Linked DNA regions of Homo sapiens: region 1 is linked to region 2. The links are chromatin loops, found by intact Hi-C in ENCODE. Cell type or tissue: tibial artery. All regions are shown on one strand. Region 1 holds the start of LINC00310 (long intergenic non-protein coding RNA 310). Region 2 overlaps MRPS6 (mitochondrial ribosomal protein S6).

Evidence for each region. Peaks named below come from ENCODE experiments on the same cell type or tissue, not always from the same donor. Only the 100,000 strongest peaks of a DNase experiment are listed, where the experiment ranks them.
Region 1: a loop joins it to region 2, with 1.8 times the contacts of the local background. A loop is called at or near these places in 16 of 110 quality-filtered maps.

The regions. Positions count from the first base shown.
Region 1 is chr21:34,180,256-34,188,255 of GRCh38, forward strand. LINC00310 (long intergenic non-protein coding RNA 310) reads left to right here and starts at 422. Exons shown (of 2, transcript NR_027266.1): 1 at 422-538. In tibial artery, no CTCF peak of the experiment used is centred here; no DNase peak of the experiment used is centred here; H3K4me3 peaks cover 1,510 bases; H3K27ac peaks cover 7,760 bases.
Region 2 is chr21:34,125,401-34,133,400 of GRCh38, forward strand. It overlaps MRPS6 (mitochondrial ribosomal protein S6), which reads left to right. Exons shown (of 3, transcript NM_032476.4): 2 at 1-80. Among named protein-coding and RNA genes, the nearest start is that of LINC00310, 51 kb to the right of the region's middle. RefSeq lists an enhancer at 4,246-4,790. In tibial artery, a CTCF peak has its summit at 3,882 (motif pointing right); DNase peaks (open chromatin) are centred at 2,926, 3,846 and 6,990; H3K4me3 peaks cover 1,484 bases; H3K27ac peaks cover 8,000 bases.

The DNA of each region.
Region 1 (8,000 bases), 55 kb after region 2:
TTTTAAAAAGATGCAAGTTGTCATATGAAAATGGAGGCATTAATTCCTTAACCTATTCCAAAACTTTAGCTCATATTTGCCAAGAAAACAGAATGCGAATGGGAAGCCGTGTTTCTGCTTGAGGCAGTAGGAAGCAGGAGACCAAAAAGTCGTCTTAATGTTAAGCAAAACTTTGAATCAGCATTTAAATTAGATATGCTTTAACGGCTAATGTTATTTGAAAGCTGAATAGCCAATGTCAAAAATAGATTTCCCTTTCTTTCCAAAGTGCAGACGGGGTCCAGAAAGGGGCAAAAATAACCACATGCCTTTCTTGGACTCCTGACTCTTACCACCCAAAGGGTTTTCTTGTGTAGCAACCAACAATTCCTTGGATGGAAACACTGGATAGGCTAGTCATTATTTTGAGATTGAAGGGACTGCAGATTCTTGGCAGACCTCTGTTGTTTTTCTAGAGTTGTAGGCAAGTAGTTGGACAAAAAGCAAGAAGCTGATCGATGTTGCTGGCTTTGGATTCTTTGTGAACAAATGAGACAAGGTGAGTAGCTGCCCTGCTCAACTCCCTCTTCGTTTTGGTGTGGGGCGGGGGTGGGGGTGGGGAGGGAAAGGTTCTGATGACTGCAATCCTGGTGTCGGATCTTGGTCTGTTGGAAAACAACGGGCTCGCCGGCCCCTGTAGGAAGACCTAGGCAATGTCTGCATGCTGCCTGTGCAGCCCATGGAGGGGTTAGAAATAGTAGGATTGCTTGTAGAGAGAGAACAATCACTCAATTGTCAGATTTTTTTTTTTCACTTTTCATCCACACGCTGGGTGGCTTTGTAGCACAGTCGGAGATACTGTGTTGAGGAGCCTTTGCTCATGGCAATGTTTCCTCTGTTCACTTTCTGCTGCTTCTGCATTGGAAAATTCCGTCCTTTAACACTGGGATTATATGTCACCGTTGCTGAAATCATAGACAGAGTCCACTTAATTTGGTGCGAGCATGAGAAATAGCCAGAGAATGGGAGAAGCATAGCATTCCCTTGTATAAAGAGAGGATTGAATAAGGTCAGTGAACCAGAGACAGCAGGTCACAAACCCTCAGAGGGTCATGAAAATGTTCCCTGGTTTCCTGCCTTTGGGAGCAAAACGGATGCCTGTTTAAATTTTTTAAAAAATTATTGAAGATTAGCCATGATACTTGTTTGAGCTGGGTGAGATATTTGAGGGCTCATTATACTAGTTTCTGTACTTTTGCACATTTTTGAAAATTTCAAATGATAAAACATTTTTTACGAAATATTTAAATACCTCCCTGCTTCATCTCAGAACGATTCCAGAGCCCCTGAGTGGGTCCCATGTACGCATGCGTGGCAGTAGGGGCTGCTCAACTGAGCATGCTCGTGATTTGGCCTCAGTCAATTTCACTGTGTGCTGAGCCCCCAACGATGCTAACCCCTGTGCGGTTTCAAATGGCCTTTATTCTTAGCCATATGTTCTTTGGCCCATATCCTAAATGGATCATTTGTTAAAGGCTAGAAACATTAGCAACACAGATGTTGAAATTCATGTTAATAATTCAGTAAATTGCCTCATGATAATCTTCACTTTATCTGAAGATGGCCTTTGTCTCGTCAAAGTCTGCCCCTGGACCTCAGAAACCCAGTGTTACAGAAAGAAAAGACAGGGACAGTTATGTCTAATTTTGGTTTTCATTTATAGAGAACAAATGGTTGTAAAGAAGTGATTACAAATAGCAGCTAGCTGATATTTTAAGCACAAAATATAAGAATTTCAGACATGAGGTCATGAAAGCAATTTTTGATGCCCCAATTCCTGGTTAATTTCAATTTTTATTTTAATCTGAGCACCCAACAGCTGACACAAAATAACTCTTTTATTGACTTCCTCCTTGTATCTGGTGGCCCTGAAATGGTTATCATAAAATTTATTGTGTAGTCACTGTTTCCTAGCTCTTGTGGACACAGAAATGGTAGAAGTTTCTAGAAATGAGGCATGTAGGTACATTGTAAGGTTTATGGGTTTTAGCCACACACTCTTGAAACTTGGTGTTAATCTTCACATTTGATTAAAATTTTAAATATATTGATATTAAAGATTGTAGCTAACATGAAATTTATGTTGACGAAATAGAAAATATTTTGACTATCAGTTTCTACTTTTGCATACACACTATAGTAGATATCTTCTGTGTGTATCTCTCACCTTCTGACCCATCTTCCACACCAGCCATTGCTGGAGCAGCCAGCTTTGCGCAGGTGTAACCAGAAGGTGCCTTGTTTCAGCTGCACTGCGTCTCTCCATTTCTGCCCTGGGCCTCTCTGACACAGTGTCCTGGTATTGAGGCTTGTGCAACCTGGAAGTGTAAGGGAGTCAACATTCTATGAGGAAATTCTTGGCCAAAAGGGGGTGGGAGTCTATAAATTAGTACTCCCTTTTTTCTTCCCCTAGGCTGCAAATTCAGAGGATCCTCCCAGAAGATAAGATGGAGCAGGTCACCACCTTCTTCCCTGCTTCACACCCTCAGGCCCCGACTCTTGTCTGCTGAGATCACTCTCCAAACCAATCTTCCCTTACAAAGCCCTTGTTGCAGGCTATGCTTTCTGAGGGGAACCCAGGCCAAGACACTAAAATGACACACCAACATGAAGACATGAACACAATTGCAAAGGGATTGGTTGGATTGCATATCTCTGTGAATGGGACTCAAGAGAAGTTTGGGAAATGCTGGACCAGATGACCCTTGCAATCATGGTGCACAGAATTAAAACCGTCAAGTTCCCCATCCATCTCTGAGATGGATGAGAATCTGAGTCTTCCACAAGATGCCCAAGACTTGTTAAACCCGTGGAATGTCTTTGGGTATGTGTGACATCAACAAGAAGCAGCAGACAAAACAAAATATTTTCACAAACATTCAGAAATCCCTAAATCTTGTGAGTTGTCGTATCATTTGTAGATATAATTATAAAATGGCACATGATGCTGACCTATTCCAAGGCAATTGTTCATCTCATGGTAGGGTGTAATCTCTGCCTGCAGATTAAGGCAGAAGAGACCAAGGAGGGCTGTTTACTCCTTCATGATCCATCCCAGGGGAGGGTGGGTTTTGGACCAGTTAGGTTATGTGGCTGGCTGCTGAGGATTCTGAACATCTAGTTACCTCCCTGTACCTCTGTCCCATATACTCTAGGCCAGTGGCTCTTCCCTGGATTGGGCCATCTTTTTCTGAAGGCAAATTTTCCACTAGGAGGAAGGTTAGAAATGCCAGTTCTTGAGTTGCACCCCAGATCTTTGGCAGTCTGTTGCGATAGATCTTCCAGGCGACTCTGATGCTGGCTGAAGTTTGAGAACCATTGCCCTTGGCCTGTTCCTGCTCATCCTGGCTTGCAGGCTTTGGAGGCCTTCGCTGTTGATTGATTTACACTCCTCTCCACAGAATGGGCTCAGGAAACAAAAGATTACTTGATTAGCTGGGAGGTGAGAGAAAAGGGGCTGGAACTGTGTAGGCAGCCACGCAGCTTACAAATAGATTATGTTCTGGACTTTGGAAGTCAGCTGTTTGGAATAGAAGCTGTTTTCCTAGGAATGGTAGATAGCTTTTTATGCCAGCACATAAAGGCATATTTAATTCCAAACTTGGCTGAAATACTGCTGCGTCACAATGAAAATGAGCAGATCCCAGTGCTCCTGGAGTATTAGTACCTAATCAAAGCAGAACAGAACAAGAAATGAAACACGGAGATGGTATTTTATGTATGTTAATATTGCTGATCAAAGAAAAAGGTTGATTTGGAGACGAATTAAGAGGTAAATTGGGATATGTCAAGATTCATAAGGAGTTTCTGGCCTTTCTCTAGAATATGATGATACTCATTCATTTAGGCAGACTTTCCTTAACTGTGGTTCTGGATTGTTACCTTTCTTTTTTCTGAAGGCAAATGTCCCACTAGGAGGGAGGTAAAGAATTCTGAGACCAACTGGCATGGGTTGAAAAGGAGAACAGAAAGAGTAATGGAATCAGAGAGAATGCAGGTGTATTTATTAATTAATACGAGCCTCAACGGAGACAAAACTAACATGAGTTGTGAGCAATGAGAGGTGGATGGGCATAGACCGAGGTCAGGATTCTCCTCTGTACTTGGCAAGACAGGAAAGACAGCAGACCTATGTGGAGCACGTGAGCTGGGAGCTGCTGTTCTGGAAACCTTCCCTCCCACTGTATTTGCCTGCCCTTGTCCCTTACACAGTTCCATTTCATGTCACCCGACTTCTTTCCTTTCCCTGGTTACTGATAGGGCAAAAGAAGATGAGCTGGACCAACTCCCTTTTTCTTCCTAGAGATTTGAACTAAGAAACAACCAGATACATTTCAGTCCGTGATGGGAAGAGGTTTGCGGCTGGCTGTGAGCACTTCACACATTCACAAATCACGCACTTCTAGTTGGCTTTCTTGTGATGGCGAAAATACTTTCTTTTTGGTTTCATGATGCATTTATTAACCATTCTATTTTTGTATCATACAAATGATCAGAGCTGACAGTTGAATGGCTGGGTTGGGAGAAGTGTGGTAGCCCTAATGGAATTAATTAATTGAATAATATTGCCTGACAAATGGCTCCATTATACCAAAGAGGGCTTGAGACTTAATTACTGATGTCATTTATCTCTCTATTTGCACCCCAATAATAAGTGACTCATTTCTCATTAATATTGGGTCATCTTCCAAAAGGAAGAAAAGAGGCCAAAATATCAGGCGGGTGGGTGGGGGGTGAAGCAATGTCTTTGTTCCCTATCTCATTATTTTGATAAATCATAACAGACTCCCGTTAATTAGGTGGGCAGGCTTAACTGGCTGACTCCTGTCCAACAATTACCTCAGAAAGGAGCACCACTGGGAACACGTCCTTCCCTTGGGACGACATGAAAGGAAGTCTCTAACAAAAAAGGGGATCGTTCCCTTGGCCACGCTGGGGGCATCACAGTTGTCAAGACACATTTCTAGACGTAAGGGCTGGAGCTGTCTCGGGGACATCGCCTGTGCATGACGGTGATGTCTGTGGGCCTGATGCTGCCTTCCTAATCCAGGGTTGAGCTAATGGTTCTCAGTGCCTTTGAGTCCCCCTGGGAAATGAGAACCTAATTAAGCAGGGGAACAGGTGTAAAGAGAACCTGATTTGATCTGGCCACATTAATTGCTGAGATTGGGCTTGCATTTAGCTGGAAACAGTGAATTAACTACAGCCGGAATACAGCTAATCCCTTGGTTTCGCTGCGACTGTGTATAAAACACACTGGACCTGCTGGGGAACACAAACAAAGAGGGATTTGCAGTGAAGGTAAAACCGCATCCTTGCATGGGAAGGGCTGAGAAACGAGCTTAGCCACAGAGGGTGGCCATGTGGCCCAGACTGGGCGGCTCATTTTCCCTACAAAATTACCAATAGCACTCTCTTTTATTCTCAAAAAATGTTCCAGTTTGGGCAATAAATTAAATGGTTACTTTATTTCAATGAGAATTTTAAGTTGGTTTAAAATATTTTTTTCTTTACCGGAGGAGTGGTATTATAGGTTGAGGAGTTACCGGTTGAATTTTGTCCCCCTCAACAAAGATGTTGAAGTCCTGACCCCCAGTATCTGTGAACGTGACCTTATTTGGAATTGGGGTCTTTGCAGATGATCCAGTTAAGGTGAGGCCATTAAGGGTGAGCCCTCATCCAGGATGACTGGTGGCTTTTAAAAGGGGGGAATTTTGGACACAGTCACAGGGAGGGCACCATATGAAGGTGAAGGCAGAGTCTGCGGCAATGTTTCTATAAGCCAAGGAACCTGAGGATTGCCAGTGACCCCCAGAAGTTAAGGGAGGGGCCTGGAACAGATTCTCCCCCAGAGCCCTCAGAACAAACCCTGCCAACACCTTGATCTCAGACTTCTGGCCTCCAGAACTGTTCAGCAATAAACGTCTGTTGTTTAAGCCACCCTGCCTTTGGCACTTTGTCACGGCGGCCCCAGCAGACTAACTCACGTGGGCACTAGTCTCGAAGCATCTGATAAGGCTCTAATGACTCATGGTTTGTACGGTTCACAGAACTGAGCCGTCTTGATGGCGAAGGCTGGTCGCAGGGTTAGGGAGCAGAGCTGATTAGAGGACCAGTACCAATTTCCCACCTCCTCGGTGCCAAGCTCTGGGAAGAGGGTGACAGAGATGGCCCTGGTTCCTGGCCTCAAGGGGCCAGCAGTCCGGTGGGCAGGCAGCCTGTGCAGGTGACCTTGTACTTCATTAGCTAAACACGAGTATGTATCTATGTACACACACCTGGAAGGGAGGGAAGCTCAATATAGGTGGGGGGCAGGCCTCCCAAGCTGGGCTGAAAAGCATCAGCCTTCCCAGGATGGGACATCTCAGCTGAGACCTGAGAAGAAAGGGCTACCTGGATTTTATTTTATTTTGTTTTCTTATTTTTGAGACAGGATCTCATTCTGTTGCCCAGAGGCTAGAGTACAATGATGCAGTCACGACTCACTGTAGCCTTGACCTCCGTAGGCTCAAGCGATCCTCCTGTCTCAGCCTCCCAGGTAGCTGGAACCACAGGCACACACCACTGTGCCCAGCTAATTTTTGTATTTTTTGTAGAGACGGGGTTTCGCCATGTTGCCCAGGCTGGTCTCAAACTCCTGGGCTCAAGGGATCCACCCACCTCAGCCTCCCAAAAGTGCTGAGATTATAGGTGCAAGGCACAACGCTGGGCTGCTACCTGGATTTTAAAAAGGCAGGAGAAACGGAGAACAAATGTGAAGTTCTGAGGACCAGGAGGGCTGGAGCTTGAAAATTCCAACCCGGGAGCGGAGAGACTGGAGAAGGTTGTTTTCCAATTCGTTTTCTCAGCCTTCATTGCTCGTTTATCGAGCGTGTAGAGCACACTGCCATGCACCAGGACAAAGCCACCGCTTCTGTTGGGAGAACTCACTCACGGCAGGAGAGGAGGCCCCTTGAAGTGAATGGAAAAGCCTTAAATGGGAGAGGGATAGGAGGAATGGACAATGTTCACTCCTGGGTCAGAAGACAGGAGCTCTTTGGTCCCTGACCTCTCTGGTCAATTGTTTGCATGTGGCTAGGCGTGGAGAGGTCATAGGTCACATCCAAAAGTGCTAAATTATTTCTAAGTGTATAATGAGATTCTCTGTCCCTGAAGCCGAATTTTGGTTGCAGCTTGTCAGAGTTTCATTCATAGATATGGCTGGTCAATTGAGAACATTCTAGAGAACACTTTTGTGATGGTTCCTTCCTCTTGAGGTTCTGAGCTCCATATCCTTCCACCTCAGACCCCACATCCAGGACCTACCATCTTGAATTTAAGTTTTTGCCCCTTGGCCCAGAGTCTAAGGAAATTATGAGATCCATAGACCCAATCCATACAGTGCTTTTGCTTTTGAATGCCAGCGTTGGCGTTTCTTGGGTGCTATTTTCAAGGCGGATTTCTAGGTTGGATGTTAAAGTCATCGTTTCTCTTCTCCAGTTGACTTCAATGACCTGTTGCCGGTGGGCCCGGGACAAAAAGTTTTGGGAAGGCAAAACTGGGGTCTGATTTGGTAGGCATGGCATGGATTATGTAAGTGTACAGGTCTGCATTTCAAAATGAAAAATAACAATAATAATTAGGGTTTCTCTGGGCTCCTCATGTCCAAGCCACTCTTGCAAAACCACCTTTGGATGAGCCTGAAGTGTCAGCAAATCAGAAACATGTGGATTTAATTTCCTTTGAAATACACCAGGGGGAGAGGGAGCTGTGGGACTTGGCAACCTGCTTCTTCGGGTTTGCCAAACCCCAAATATCTCACACTCTGTGAGAGCTCTACGCTGGCCCCCAGCAGTCTCGTCTGGCCAGCCCAGCCTCTGCATTTCTTGCTGTACCGTCTAGGTCTCCTCTAACCATGATTCCCTTCTCTGGGTCCATTTCAGCTGCCAGAGGGATGCTAACACCGCCCACGTGCTGCAGCA
Region 2 (8,000 bases):
GTGAGGGACTTGGAAAACCTGGGTGAACGAGCGCTTCCTTATAGGATCTCTGCCCACAGTCAGCAGCACAACAGAGGCGGGTAAGTTTCTTCATGAAGTCTTGAAAGACGTTTTTGATAGGCTCAGTAAAGAGTACTGTTCAATTACTATTAGAAGTTCTTAAAATTTCACATTGAGACCCCTGTTGCGCCTAGGTGTCCTTTGGGTACACACTCTGGCAGTCTTGTGTTGCAGATGGGATGTGATATGCTGGCCCTTCGTGGACTATGATCTGAGTTCAAAACTAGGCCATCCTAGGAGCAAAGGGCTTACCAAGTCTAGCTTGTGGAACCTTTTCCTGTCAACCTTAGCACTGTTTTCCCTGACATTTCTTTAACTTTTGCCTTTAAAATACCTTAGTGAACAGTGCTGTCCACAAACATAGTGTATCAGTTTTAAACATATGCGTTGCAAATAACAGAACATGCTGCTTTTGACTGATGTATGTAACCTAAGCCTAATCAACAAAAGAAAAATGGTAATACCTACTCCAAGTAATGATCACAGTTTGGAATTTTGTCTCCTACTGTGTACAGCAGCTTCCTCAAATACATGTCACAGATTTGATTCTGTAGTAATAACTATCTTTGTAGAAGTTCTTGGAGAACAATTTGTAGAATAGATTTGAATCTTCTCATGTTGTAGGATTTCCTAGGAGTGGGTGTTAGAGAAGATGGGAATCAGGTTTTAGCGCGGTAGGAAAAGTCCAAGAGTAGAAGAGTCAGCTCTCTCTGGCACTCAGCAACTCTGTGGCCTCCCCTTCTGTTTCTGGCTTCTTTGGGCACAGAACTCAGGTTATGGGTCTCCCATCTGCATTGCCACAAGGACCCAGCAAGACAGTCTCTGCAGATGTGCTCTGCGACGAGAATGCTGCTTGTAGTTATGTGAGTCGAGCTGTCTTGTGCAGGTACAGTACGTGTGATAGGGCCTGAGTGGAGTCGCGTCTCACATCGAGGCTTTCTTACTGCATTTAAACCTTCTGCCGTGCTGCAAATTTCATCTTTTGATTGCTTCACCTTGTTTTGTGCTAGTGTTCAGCTTCTTGAGAACACCTCTGAAGAGAATGCCTGAGGCGTTGCTAGGCAACAGGAAATGCACAGTGGCTAGGCTTCTTCCACAGTCATAATAACAATGAGGGATGGAGAGCATGTGTGTCTGTCTGTCTGTTTCTTTTAAACTTAATCACAAATGGGTGTGGTTTTAACAGCGCAGTTATGGATCCTTTTGCCTTTTTTGTTGAAAGAGGAGCATATAAAAACTGTCCGAGAGTCATTAGCGCAGTTCTTGGATGGAAGGCAGTGAAGAAGTCAGTTTCTCCACTCATGTAGTACTTCCAGGGGTTTCTGCCCTTTTTTCAAGTAGAGGATTTGACTTTGTTGAGAGTTGGCATGACCAGCATCCTAGGATCTGCACTAACACGTAGCCTGAGTAATGCTGACGTCACTTGTCTGAGGACCAGGCTCAAGAACTGCTGTGTTCACTCAGTTCATTTTCAGACCTCTGTGTGCAGTGGTGGGGGTTGGGGGTGGGTAGCCGTTTCTCTTTATGGGTGGAATAAATTCAGGTCCTGGAGGAGCCCACTGGGACCAAGCCAGAACTGCTGAGAACACTAGCCCTACTTCTGGGTTCCCCCCTGGCAAAGGTGCATGTGCCTCGCTGAGGAATATGTTGCAGTCACTTAGTTCATTGACTTTTAAAGATTTTATTGCTGGTTCTTTTACTTTCAGACTCCTCAACAAACAGAAGCAGTGTTCTGTATTACATATGTGTATTATATATAGACACAGAAAGGTAGTGCCCAGCTGCAGTGGGGGAGGTTCATGCTTTAAGCCTATTTTCTGGGATAAATCAGTGTCTGGTATTTATTTGTTAAAGGTAATGTTTTTTAAAGTGTGGTCTCTGAAACGCTAATTCCGTAGAGATGCTCCATCAAAAAAGGAGAAGTAGGGTGTGTGTGATCAATTAGATGTGGGAAGCCTTACATGATCGAATTCCTTCTAGAGGTTCACAGTGCACATTGGCACATAAATGATGAGAAGCCCTTCAGTAAGATCCGTTCATTAATTCACTGTATTTGATTATGCTACATTTTATTTCTATAATACTCGTGAACATTCTCCACAGTGACTTTTGGGAAATGAGGATGTGAGAGGCAAGTGTAGTTTGAAGTTACCCGAATAAAGATTTGGAATTGGGCGATAACGTTTATGTGTCTGCAGTGTGGAGCTTAAGGTTAGTCTGATATTCTCTTGGCTTCAGGCAGTGGCCCCATAATCACTAACCCTAACCATGGCAGTACCAGGTATTTTGTTCATTTGGCAAATTCTTTATGTGCATTAATCCATAGCCACAGAAAGTGTTAGAAACATGTAATAAGTGGATTATGTACTGGGAGACTTGCTTTTCTGAAGTGGTTGAGAAGAAACAGTGGTTTTATTGGTTACACGTTTAGCATTCAAAGTTTTGGCTCTTTTTGAACAGCCCTAGAGGCTATGACACGTATCCGAAATTACGGCAAGGCGCTGATTTGAAACCTGACAGTGGTGTGCGAGAGCCAGCTTTTGGCTGGCTAATGGAGTGAGCCTAGATGTTTCTGAGAGTCCACATTCTATCATGGTACTGTTGGTATCGTGTGTTTGTTGCTTTTACGTTTTGTGGGGAGAAATGGTATGTCCTAGTGGTGTCCACAGGTCTCAGGTTGATTCTCACAATTGTCGTGGTTCCTGGTCTCAAGGAGTTTTCAGTCTAATCAGAGAGTTGGCTGCATAATGCTAACCTAGGCACCGGCTGAGGGAGTGTGTGTGAAAGTGCCCAGCACAGCAGGAGTAAAGCTAAGCCTGGGGCTGACGGGTAGGTATCTCTGTTCCAATGACTTCACTGTGTATTGGGCAATTGCCTCTACTGTTCTCCCATGCCCAGCCCCCTCCGCCCCCCAAATCAACCGCCTTATCACGTACATGCCCAGTAGGCTGGAAGAAAAGAGTAGGTAAGGGAGAGCCTGTTGCTTTAGGGTTATCTGGGAAATCTGCCCAGAGGAGGAGGAGAGTATACTTTGGAAATGATACCTGATGTTTATTATTATATCAAGACTGTTTCCAGTTTATGCCAAAAATAAAAATATAGTCATTATATTTCAAATATTAGTTTGGTCAGACTCCACTTTAGAAACAGGTTGTGTTCCAGAAATTTGCCTGTAAGTCTGTTGTTTATAACTGAGAACTTATTTTCCCAGTGGAACAACTTGATGGTTAAGTTCCCAGACTAGTCCACAGAGATTTTCTTAATTCATAATCTCTGAAGGTCAGTAGAACTGGGGGAGTCATGCGTGTTCAGCTGAGGACCATTTTAAACCTGTTTTTGAAAATGCAATTCAGTGTTCCCCTTGGCAGCAGAATGGGGCCTGGATTGGGCCACCCTTATCAGGGATTGGGACAATATCTCAGCCCTCTAACTTGTTAACACTAAATAAATCATTGGTGCATGACCTGGAGCTGGGTGGCTCAGAGGCCTGGGAGTCACTCCCAGCTCTGGATTTGCTGGGGTCTCTTTCAGGTCCCCGAGATTACCTCCCCTTTGTGTCTGCACGTGCTCACCCTGACACCCTCATCTGCTCTGCGGGACAGACAAGGTGTTGGTGTGGAAAATTCTTACTGTATTCCTGGGCGTTTGGAAGGGGAAGATGTCATTTATGTTAGAGGGAGCAATGACAGGAGAGGCTCATTTAGACCCGTGCTATAAAGGGGCAGGCATCTTACTGAATGATAGTAACAGTCACCCTTTGCCAGAACCACGTCACTCACTCCAGGGCTGCACGGAGCTTATGGTTCTCGGTTCTCTTTCCACTAGATGGGGCTGAGCTGAGACTGAGAGGAAACTATACAAAAAGTGCGGTCGTATTTCAGCGTTGGGCTTGTGCTGCTTTGTAAAAGGATGCCTCTGCTCTGTTTCTACCGGGTCTGATTTTATGGCAGTGAGATTGGGCTGGCTTCCAAATGCCTGTGTATAAGAACTCTTAAGTAGAAGGTGTTTTTCTTGCCTGTTTTGCCCGTTCTTTGCCTGTTCTCATCTGCTTTAAAATTTGGATAGGTGCTTATAGCAGAGATCTGCTGGCCTACATATAAGATGCCCTTCTATTTACGGGTAAGCAGAATGATAAAAATAACCAGCTCCATGGTGAATCAGTGGAATTTTACTGACTCGCTTCCCAAATGTGTCTGCAGCTTACTCCATGAGCACTGGCACCCTCTCTAGAGGAGATTGATTCTCCTCTGTAGTTTTCCCGTTAGCTAACATTTCCATGTTCTCGTGCCTTTCTGCCAGTGTTCTGACCCCGTTCTCGTGTGTAGGTACTCCACACCAGGTTTTCAGACAGGGCTGCTGTGGCCTTGGAGGTTTCTTTTTAGTGGCAGTGCCCCAAGATTTGTAAGGATTCTGCAGCAGGTTTAGTGTTAGTGGTTTTGAAAATGTATGAGACCCAACAGATATAAAAAGAAATGGGGCTTTTCCATGCAGAGGGTACCTCAGTTTGAAGGTGAATAATTCACTGCCTCGGTGAAGCCTGAATGCAACAAGGTTTAACTGAGACGGTCTAGGAACTGGCATTTAGACAGATCTGTTTCCTATCTTCAAAAAGGCTCAAGGATGCTTCAGGGCTGCAAAGCCCTCCCATCCCCCTCCCCCATCCCCCCACCCACTGTGAGCCACTGAGTGCTTCAGTGGAAATTTCCACTTGTCTGCTAGGGAGAAGGGGAGGGTGAGAGAGAGACAAAGAATGTAACTCAAATTCAAGCAAGCTCTTTTTATGGAAAACTTGTAAATACAGGGTTAAGACAAAAGTGAATAAAGAAAATACAACCTTTACATTTAAGGGCACTGTCAGAAAATACAGTTTTCCCCCTGGACAACTAGGGGAGTCGGGGAAGGGCTGGCAGCACCGGGCAGTCTGCATGGTGACTGAATGGTGGAGGGGCTAGGCCTCTCCAGGGGAGGGGCAGAAGGGACATGAGAGCTGCTGGCTCTCTTACAACCATGCTGCTGTGAATGGAGTGTTTTTGGTGGCATTGTTTTCCAGTATTGGGGCACAGTCTGTCTTGGGGAAGCCATTTCTCTGAGTGTTTTCAGATCTCTAGAGGGTTTGGGCCATGTAGTAGAGAGTTTTGTAGCATGTGAGTGTCTTAAGAAATATAAAGGAGGGCACATTATCACCTGGAAGATCACGTGGGCAAGTTCTACCTAGGAAGAAGTTCACTATTGCTCCAGCTTTCAAACACTGTTATCTGCAGTGAGAAATGCATTAGTGTCCTGAACCTTTCTTGGTTACTTCTTGCCTGGCATCAGTCATCTCCTCACTTCCACTTCTGCAGAGTTAGTGTGGGTCAAAGTTACGTGCTTTTCTATAGAAAAGAGAGATGCTTTTGTGAAGCTGATAGCAACTTCATAGAAGTGGTGATTCTATAATTAGCACCACACATGTAAAAACAAACCTTTAAAATGTAAACACTGCTCGGCTTTGTGTTCAAGGCAATGTTGGTGCTTGCATGGACCCTGGCTACCTGGTAGGCGGAACCATGTCACTTGTGCCATGTAGCACATGGTCGAAGGTGCTGGGAATGTGTAACGTAATTAGATTTTAGACTGTTTTCCCAAAATGAGCTGTGTACTTATTGATTCAATCACCAAGAGTAGAAGTGGAAAATGGAAAACTAGCTATTTGGAGAGCTTTTGTTAAGTAAGAATGTCAGCTTTGGGGCATGTCTAGTCAGTTGCAATGTAGTCAAATCCAGACGTTTGTGCCTTGAGTGAGGAGTTGATCGTGAGTCCACGTGCGTTAGGACTTCTGGTCTTGTGTTTTGATTCTGCCTAGTTTGGCTGGGGAAGAAGCAGACACTGATAGCTCATTGTGGTTGTGGAGTCCTCTTGATTCTCTCTTTTCCCAGGGTCAGGAGGAAGTTGGGGCAGAGGGCTCTAACTCCCCTGGAGACACTGAGCCCCTTTTCTGGTCACCTTCCCTTGAACAGCAGCTCCTCTGATTGTTAGAATGGTTTCTCCATGGCAACCTTCATGAGGATGCAGGGAGCGGGCATCAAGGGAGTTAGTTCCAAGGCCATTTTTTCAGCCTAACTCCCATTTTTGTAGGTCTCTTGTGGACCTGTGCTGTCATGAGAAAGGGATCCTCGCAGGCATCAAAAGCCACCCAGCCCCACCACCCCACACAGGTTGTTTCTAGGCCTGACTTTCTTCATGTGTAAAAATAGAAATGCGGGACTGTACTTGGTGTTGTCATAGCTGTAAAAAGTCTCATTCTCAGTCCTTAGGTCATCTGTAGTTAGCAAAGCCCAGCAGTGAGTCAGGGGTCCTTGCCTGTCATGGACAGTCTCCCACAGGACTGCGGTGGAAGCCTGGGTTTCTGCTCATGCAGCAGCTCGTACAGCCTCTCTGCCCAGCTGGGCTGCATATTCCAGGAGGATGAGACCATGTGTGCCTCATCCATTTAACCTCCTGAGGTTTGTCTGTAGTAGATGCTCATTAACAAGTTAAGTTTGCCCAGATGAATAGGTAAGAAGAAAAGGATATGTACTGGAAGCAACCAGGAATTGGTGAAGGTCATTCCTGTGTGGGAAAACCATAATGGACCATTTATCTGTGTACTTGGGTCACTGAAGCAGGCAGAGATTGACTTTATCCTGGACTTCTGGTCAGTTCTCTTGTGGCCTGGGAGAGACATCTTGGTTCCCTGGGAGAAGAGGTCGGGAGGGGGTTGGTAAGAGGTTCAACTTCGGAGAGTGGCGAATACAGTAAGGTCTGCCTGTCTCGGAGTCACTTCTCACCTTCGCTGTTTTGGTAGCGTTTTCTTTCTGTGGAAACTTCCACGGTGTAATAGGGAGCCATGGGAGTGGAAGCAGTCTTTGCCCACATCAGCCCCGGGCGCATAGCAGCAGGACGACAAGCATGAGATGCCAGTCACCAGCTGTGCATGCCGGCTTGTGCTCGTTTAGTTGGTTGCTGAAGGAGCGTTGTCATGCCTGGTGGCAGGAAGTCAGAGCAGTTAGGAGGGTGAAGGCAAGAGAGGGGTTTTGGTAGCAACAGGGAGCCTCCCGAAGCTAGGAAAGCCCAGTGTTAGGATTTCCAGGTCTTTAACTAGGTTTTCTCTTTATCCTTGAGAATCCTCCAACATGTGGGTACTAGGTAGCAAGAGATACAGTATACAGAGTGGGGAGCTGTGGGGTCTGGAGTCCGGAGCTTGACTCTCACTTTGTGACCTGGGGCCTATCAGTTCCCCTCTGGGCTTCAGTTTGCTCATGTGAAAGGTTTAGGCTGCGTTGTCTTTATGGTCCTTTCCAGCACTTCCAGTCTATGATTCTGTAACCCATTTGGTCCCAAAGCTATCTGTGGTTTCTTGTGTCCTGGAGTCAAAAGACCTGCTCTGTTTGAATCCTGGCAGTGACCACTTCATAGCTGAGTGACCTTGGGCTAATGACTTAACCTTTTTGAGTCTCTCTTCTTAACTACATTAAATTGTACGACTCAAAGGAGGCAACGTGTAGGAAACCACTTTGAAGACTCCTAGAGGAGTATTGTTGCTGGGGAGAGGGCTGCTGGACCCCAACCAACACTCGGCACCACTTTCTCTTCTTCCCTTTCCTCAATTGCCACACGGAGTGGAGCTGCCACTTCTCTTTCATCCTCTTCCTCAAAAGTTGTCTGAAAGCTGTGAAAGTACTTTGAAAATTAGAGTCTTATGAAAGACACTTCTTTTTTAAGTTCAGAAATATGAGGTTTCTGATATATCTGGCTTCCTGTTTCCATCCTTGGGTATTCTTTTTACCCTTATCACATCATAGAATCCAAAAGCTTTGGGTGTATTTCTTAGGATTATTGAGTGAGTGCTGAGTATATGGAGAACACTTTCAGGAGGGCTGGATGAGAATTGATTAGTGGGCAGTTGAGTTGGTTGTTGGCAT